Regions from separate parts of the Homo sapiens genome. Here region 2 is linked to region 1. The links are chromatin contacts, found by Hi-C or POLR2A ChIA-PET in ENCODE. All regions are on one chromosome and are shown on one strand. Each heading gives the region's core, a stretch centred on a gene start or an enhancer-like site at or near the end of the contact. The rest is flanking DNA. Distances are from core to core; before and after follow the strand shown.

Region 1 (3,774 bases), core at 190-2,689:
CTAAAAATACAAAAAAATTAGCCGGGCGTGGTGGTGGGCGCCTGTAGTCCCAGCTACTCGGGAGGCTGAAGCAGGAGAATGGCGTGAACCCAGGAGGCGGAGCTTGCAGTGAGCCAAGACCATACCACTGCACTCCAGCCTGGGCAACAGAGCAAGACTCCGTCTCAAAAAAAAAAAAAAAAAAATGGACCACAGGCCAGGCACAGTGGGTCACACCTGTAATGCTAACATTTTGGGAAGCCGAGGCAGGAGGATCCCTTGAGCCCATGAGTTTGAGTAGTAACACAGCAAGTCTCTGTTACTACAAAAAAAAAAAAAGAAAAGAAAAGAAAAGAAAAAAGAAAAAAAAAAAGACAAGAAAAAGAGGGTGGAGAGTGGAACCAACATAGTGCAGTAACTATGTTTTAAAAACAGGCAGAACTAGGATGGAATCCCAGCTCTGACCCTGAAAAACAACCTCAAGACTGTGGAGCATGTATTTAACATTTTTAACCCCCAGATTTCTCATCTGTAAAATAGGGATAATGCCTATCTCCCCAAACTGTTAAAGCATGTTAGCGCAATCCCTGGCACTAAAAAAAGGATCAGTAAGTGGTAGGTGTTACGTTATCATCAGGAGGAAACCAGGACAGGAAACATGGAGGAGACTGGAACCCTGCGTGGTAAGAACTTTGGTCGAATCATCTCTTAGGAGAGGATACTTTCCCCTAAACTTGTTATAAGGTTCAGCGAAAGAACAAGAAGCAAAGCAAGAAAGACAGTTTTCTCTCTCCTCCCTGCAGCTGATACAAGATACAAACAGATACTGGAATGGCAGAGTAGACAGTGTGCCGCCAAGGGGCTGCTGGGAACCAAACCCACCACCAACCACCATTCACCTGAGTATTTGACTTCCTTCGCTTCTTTTCTGGACTCTTCATTTGCAGACCTGGAAGAGCGGCAAAAGGAAGACGCAGACAAGTTTCCCTGAGGTTTCCCCAACCTCTTTTCTCTCAGCCATGCTCTGAGGAACTCCTTTAACGTCAATACATACTTGCTTATTTATTCAACAAATGCTAACAAGGGGTGCAATATGAAAAATAGATTGTGAAGATGATCATACTCTCAGCTACGTCTTCCTTTAAATGAAAGATATCCCATCTTTCGATATCCTCAAGCTCCAAGTGAGTACTGAATTCCATGTGGCTCCAAACCCTAGAGTCCTCAATGTGTGACACCTGCCCCCAACCCCTGGAGGATTACACCCACCCATCCTTTTCACCTGAGCCTCCCTTCAAGCCTTCAGACTGTGAAACACCCCCCGCCCACCATCCCTCCCCTCTGAGGTTCCCAAGTCCTGGGCCTCTTCAGCCCCCGCCCCTCGCAGCGCGCTCACCGGCCTTGCCCTGCTTCCTCCCGGTGCTGGGCGGCGCAGGGGGCGGTGCGGGGCCGCCACCTCCCTCCAGCTTGTCCGGTGGGGGCGGCGCCGAGGCGGCCATGGAGTGGGGGACCCGGGTTAGCGGCAGCGGCGGGGGATGGAGGCGCCCTTGGGCTGCACCATCGCCCAGAAGGGGTGTCAGGGGCAGCCCAGGCCCCCGAGCTGCAGCAACCACAAAGTGCGACGACAGGGAAGCGCCGAGCCGCCGCGCAAACTGCGCGCTCTCTCCAGACTCGCCGCCCGCCAGCGGCGGCAGCAACCGGAACCGGAACTCGTCGCGGCCACCACCACTGAGCGCTGCGGGGAGGGGGAGCAAGGACCGGACGAGACGCTACGCCTGAAAACAGGCGGCGGGCGAGGGACGAGGCTTACCACGGCACCACGCGAGTGGAAAGGGTCGTCTCCGCTAGCGGCGGCCCACACCAGCTCACCGAGGGGCGGCAGCGCGCGGCCCGGCTGCCGGACCGTACCATCCCGGGCGGTGGAGCCGCCGCGGAGGGGCGCGCGCGAGCCGAAGGCGCACCCGGGAGGCCCAGGTAGCCCGGGGGCCGGTGCTGGGGCGCCGGGCAGGCCCGGCTCCCGCCTCGACCCACCCGGAGCCAGCCCCCTCTGCGGACACGACATCCCCATGGGGACGGTGGCGCGAAACGCCCCACTCTGCCGCACCCAAACTCTGCAGACCCCCAGCTTCCCTGGGCGGCCGCGACCTCCCGCCTCCCCGTCTGCCGCTGAGGGCCCGCGGCGTACACAATAGGCTTCCCAGAAGGGTTAAGAGGCAGAGGTAGAAGAAATACGGACTTTAATGAAGAGTTTTCCCTTTGGTATAAGTGAGACCCGTGGAAACATCCAAACAGCAAAAGGAGGCCAGGATGAAAACGGTCAACTCTCCCTTATCCACAAGGCCAAAAGAGGGGGGGCCGGCTTGCTGTGGTGTGGCCACCCCGGGCCTAGGCTGGGCCGGGCCTGTAGAAGGTACTCAGGAACTGCAGGTTTTGCGTTTCCCCTCCATGAAACTGACAGGCATTCGGGCTGACTTCTGCCTCTCAGTCTCGCGGTAAGAGACCCAAGTTTTTCTAGTCCTAGATGGAAATAAATTTCATCTGCCTCAGGTCTCTGGTATAAAAGGTGCGATCCCAGTTACCTCACAGGCCTAGGCGAGGAAAATGCCAAGAGCTGTAAAAGGGCTTGGAAAAGTCAAAAAGGTGATGTATAAATGTAATAATTGATTATCATTTTGTGCTCAAGAATAAGCAATGGAAAAGAAAATAGGAAAGTAAGTCTACAGCCCTAAAATATATGCATATAAAACTTTAAAAGAATGCAGTTCCAACTCTACAGATGGTATGTGGGGATTGTCTACTGCTTTATAGTCTCAATGCCCCTTTTCTCACCTCCACAAAATCCACCTGGGAGAGTTAACTGTACAAGAGGCCCAAATTCAGTCACCCCCACCCCGCCCTCCCAGAAAGGGAGGCAGGGCAGAGGCTTCAGGAGGAAGGGCTGCACTTTGGCGTAGAGTACATAGGCATGCAACATGGGAGGGCAGGCCTTATGAAATGTATATACAGACCCCTTGGGGTGAGGGGCCCCGGCCAGGAGGCACTGAGCAAGGGAGGGGTCCATCTCCCGCCTGGCCGGGAGTGGGGCTCTGGGGCAATCTCTAAGGGTTGCATATCCCCAGGGAGAGGGGACAGCTGCCACTCCTGCCTCTGTTATCCCAACCCAAACCGGAGAGGGTGCTCAGCAAGAACACAGGTCCCAGAAGCCAAGAAGGTGTTGGCATCCCTGTCATTGAATTCAGGGGTCCAAGAACTGTTTGCATAAAATATCATTAGACCTAAGAGATGGTCAAAGGCACAAAGTTTAAACATGGGGGGGGCGGGTGTTGAGAGGGGTCTGGGATACCCTGAAGCCCAGAGGTGTGATTTGTTCCCCCTTGCCCAGAAGGGTGACTGTTCCACTGGGCCTGTCACCACAGGACATTTTCCATGACAAGCACTCACCTTCTTGGGGAAGGGGCATCAGGTTGGCACAGGAAAGGCCCAGGTGAGGGGCCACTCTGTACATTAATACTTTGGTGATTAATGTTTGGGGAGAGGCAGGATTCTCACCCAGGCTTTTGACTCAAACCCTCTCACTCAGCTGGATATGAAACCCAGAGTCCATGCTACTCCCAGCTCTGACACAAGGCCAAGCCCACAGAACACTCCCAAACGAGGTCCCGAGAGTTAGGGAATAGGGTGGAAAGGATTGGAGGGCATCTTCTGGAAGAGAGCGCTAGGGCAGATCACAGTTTCCGCTCCACAGGTTGCTGTAGACACAGTTCGCTGCCCGCAGAGATGATGGGCAAGTGATTG
Region 2 (3,750 bases), core at 1,189-3,688, 730 kb after region 1:
GTGAGCCACCGCGCCCTGCCGAAATCAGTCTTTCAAAGGATTCCTTCAGCCCAGCCAAGAAGTTCCAACATCCACAGGCACATATATTAACAATTACCAGTACCCAAAAACAGTTCTCTGGTTTTAATTCCACACTGCCTCCCTCAACTTAATACCTACCACCGTCAAAACAACTCCCCTCAGATTGCATCCAGGCTATTTACAGAGACACCTTGATGATCCTCACCTCAAGGCATGGACCATTCATTGAATGGTTATATTTGTTGAATGAGTGAAAAAGGATCCTTCCTCCCACAGATTTCAAGTTAAGCTGTCAGCACCCATGCAGCTGCTCTGGTACAAGTTAAGCTGTGAAAGCCTTCTCCCTCACGCATACAACCTTAAGTGTCAGAAATGCTCTGCTTCCTCCATAAATCCAAAATAATATAGCCATGGATATGCATTTCATACAGGTCAGACTCGGCAAGGACAGCTACGTTCCACATACATATCTGACACAATCGGTCTCCCCCAAATACAAGCCAACCAGTCTTATGTGCTCCTATCTTTCCAGCATACTCAGATTTGCCGACAAAGACTTCCTGAGGCACCATGGTATGCTGAATATACTGCTGCAGTAGTAGTGAAAATATGGGAGTTACAGTTCCAACTTTGTCACCAATTTAACATGCGGCCTTGGAGAAGTTCTCTCCTTATGCCTAAATTTCCTATTTTGTAAAATGGAAGAAAGCATCCTACCATTTTCACAGAGATTCAGTATCACAAAGAAACTGAAAGAGCTTTCTTATTGTATTGTAAACTATTACTATAAACCCGCGACAACAAATAAGGCCACCCATTCTTTACAGCTTTGTAGCAATGATTCTGTTAAAGATATTTTGGCCCTTCACATTTACACAACTCACTCTAACCAAAGGCACAAACTATTCTTAAGACCACAACTGGCTATGCCAAGTTTCTCCCCTCCCTGACCTCACAGACACATGCTGTACAGAACACTACCATTGCCGCTCTTTCCCAACAAGTAACTAGGGGCTCCCAATCCCTAAAATACACACACATATCAACCTGCAAGGAACCTCCCAACATTTATTCAAGAAATAAGCTAACTTATAAGGGGAACTCCATTACACTTACACAAATAAAGGCAAACTCTTACGGAAACACTTGCCATCCTCACATACACACACCAACACAGCCGCTACACACCAACAGACCATCTGTCTGCTAGACCAAAAACATCTCTTTCCATGTACAAACTAACCAGTGACATTTATTAAACGTACAACACTGAGATCATCCTGTCGTTCCCACATACCGTTCAACGCGGCAGGGACACCACAGACCTTGTCACACAGGTAAAATCCCCTCTCAAGATCGTGTCCTCGACCACTCTTATCCCTTAATTAAACACACACAAACTGGACTATGGGGGAGGCTCCGATCATGCCTACAAACACAAACTAACCTGTCAGGGGCACAGCCGACTCCGCCTCCACTCGCTTACTTCCCAGCCCCCTCCGGGAGTCTGCCTGTCAGGGACACCCCTTCACCCCGCCTGGAGGGACTTCCCGGTAGGCTCAGGATCCCCCTCCCTGCTCTCCCCTCCCCCATCTTCACCACTGCTCTCCCAGAGGTCCAGGTCCGGGAGATGACAGTGGCTCCCAGAAAGCCCAGGATTCAATCGCTGAGAGAGTGCTTAGGCCCGAATGCCGGCCCAAATCGTTCTACTCACCGTGTCGGAGGCCGAGAGCGATGAGAGTACAGGGAAGTGAGGAAGAGGGGGTGGCCGCCAGGCTCCTCCGCTTCCCTGGGTCCACCGCGGATCCCTCCCGCTTGTCAGGAGGCGGCCAGCGGGTAAGCCGACTGGCGGAAATGCGAGAGAGGAGAAGGGAAAGGTGGAGGGCTAAAGGGGCAAACTGAGAGGAGGCGGATCCCGCAACCGACACTGGGATCGTTTCCCCTCGCAAAGCGAACCCAAAATGGCGGCGGCAGCGGCGGCAGCAGAGTGGCCGCGGCAGCTCCTCCAGAGGGAGGGAGCTAAGGGCGCCTAGCGACACCCCCAACCTCCCACTCCTCCCTCCTCGCGTTCTTCCCCACGGTCCCCCGCTTCGCCCGACTCCGGCCATGTAGCGCGCACGTCAGCCCGCACGCGTACGAGTGTCTACGGGCTCGTCGCTGGCTGCTCCCACCAACCACCACCTTCGGCCGTCCTGCGAGCCAGCCATCCCGTACGCGCTCACCCACGGGAACCTCCTCGCCCAGTTCTCCACTCCCCCTCAGACCCTGTCAAGCCGGCTCCAGCGCAGGCCCTCACGCGTACCTTCAGCGGCGCGAGCCCAAGCCTTCTCCACCTCCTCTTCTCTCCTCCCCCTCCCTCCCCGCCCGCACGGCCACCAACCGCCGCCAAAGCAGCCGCCGCCAGCACCCCCACCCTACACTCCTCGCGCGTGCGCCTCCCACAGTCCCCACCGCGGGACTGTTCCATTCCTGGCGGCTGCAGGGGCAGGAGAGGAAGGGACCGGCAAAGCGAGTCTGGCTTGCCGTTTGACTGGAATTGCCAGGGTGGCCGGCCGAGTCCCATGACAACCTACCTCCCTGGGTTCGTCGCCGCGGCGCTGCGGCTCGCCTCCTCCTCCATGGGACCGCGGCGAGGGGATCGAGGGCGGCCTAGCGCCCCTCTGCCGGCCGGTGGTTGGAGGCCGCGGCGGCTGCGCGTTGAGTCGTTTCCTGCCGGATGACCCGACCCTTTTTTGCAGTCTCAGGACGGGCGCTTTGGAGCCGGCCCCAGGCAGCGTGTGTCGGTCGCCTAGTCTGGAGAACTAGTCCTCGACTCACGGTGAGGGAATGGACCGACACGGGTATTGTACCGCTGAGGGAAAGGAGCGGGACTCCGGACCTCCAGGAGGTAGGGAGTGAGGCCGGTAGACCGGCGCGCCTCCGGGGGGGATTCCTCCCGGGCGTTGAGTTGCCAACCTGGGACCCGAGGAAGTTCGGCGTGGTGGTGTGCTTTTTGTTGTTGTTAACCCTCCTCGGATTTCTCGAATTTCACACCACTGTCCATATGCGATGATGTTTGTTTGCCCTTGACGCACTTACTCATGGATGGTACTTCAGCCTCGTTAGACAGCCTGGTGATGGAGGATGAAGAAACCATGTGCTTCTCATTCAGTTCTGGACTCAGTTTCCCTTGTCTTCAGCAAGTTATTTTTGTTAGTTCCTTATCAAAAAGTGTACATAAAAATTAGGCAACTCCAAACATGCCTCCAGGGTTGGTGTGTGAAATAATAAGATAGGGCTGGGCGCGGTGGCTCACGCCTGTAATCCCAGCACTTTGGGAGGCCGAGGCAGGTGGATGACAAGGTGAAGAGATCGAGACAATCCTGGCCAACATGGTGAAACCCCGTCTCTACTAAAAATACAAATATTAGCCGGCCGTGGTGGCGGGCGCCTGTAGCCCCAGCTACTCGGGAGGCTGAGGCAGGAGAATTGCTTGAACCCGGGCGGCGGAAGTTGCAGTGAGCCGAGATCGCGCCACTGCACTCCAGCCTGGCGACAAAGCGAGACTCCGTCACACACACACACACACACACGAAATAATAATATATGTAAAGTGGAATTAGCTCCTAGGCATAGGGAAGGTGCAGAGTATTGCCGTGTTGTCATTTACAGTTCTGTTGATGTCGATAACGTTTGTGGGTGTAATGGGTAGTGTTCTGTCCCTCCAAGTCGTTAATAAAACAAAGCAGG

The links. Hi-C counts contacts between places; a loop is a spot of excess contacts on that map. ChIA-PET counts read pairs that join two places held with the same protein, here RNA polymerase II (POLR2A). Pooled maps may share reads with other maps.
Region 2: a map of breast epithelium shows a loop between it and region 1 (8-fold over the local background). The contact joins the promoter of YY1AP1 here to the promoter of PYGO2-AS1 in region 1. A Hi-C loop is called at or near these places in 1 of 168 maps with a recorded cell type or tissue (breast epithelium) and 9 of 50 pooled maps. POLR2A ChIA-PET finds 5 or more read pairs at or near these places in 1 of 52 experiments (activated CD4-positive, alpha-beta T cell).

What each region holds. Positions count from the first base shown.
Region 1 is chr1:154,960,099-154,963,872 of GRCh38, forward strand. It overlaps PYGO2-AS1 (PYGO2 and SHC1 antisense RNA 1), which reads left to right and starts at 1,440. Exons shown (of 1, transcript NR_171036.1): 1 at 1,440-2,525. It overlaps PYGO2 (pygopus family PHD finger 2), which reads right to left and starts at 1,684. Exons shown (of 3, transcript NM_138300.4): 1 at 1,376-1,684; 2 at 879-928. The coding sequence starts at 1,478. It overlaps SHC1 (SHC adaptor protein 1), which reads right to left. Exons shown (of 12, transcript NM_001130040.2): 12 at 2,200-3,774. The coding sequence ends at 3,705. RefSeq lists silencers at 1,230-1,689, 1,740-2,149 and enhancers at 1,291-2,031, 2,032-2,771.
Region 2 is chr1:155,686,336-155,690,085 of GRCh38, forward strand. It overlaps YY1AP1 (YY1 associated protein 1), which reads right to left and starts at 2,439. Exons shown (of 11, transcript NM_139119.3): 1 at 2,324-2,439; 2 at 1,736-1,866. It overlaps DAP3 (death associated protein 3), which reads left to right and starts at 2,756. Exons shown (of 13, transcript NM_004632.4): 1 at 2,756-2,839. It also overlaps the pseudogene LOC124904430. RefSeq lists enhancers at 1,845-2,479, 2,855-2,904 and a silencer at 2,315-2,364.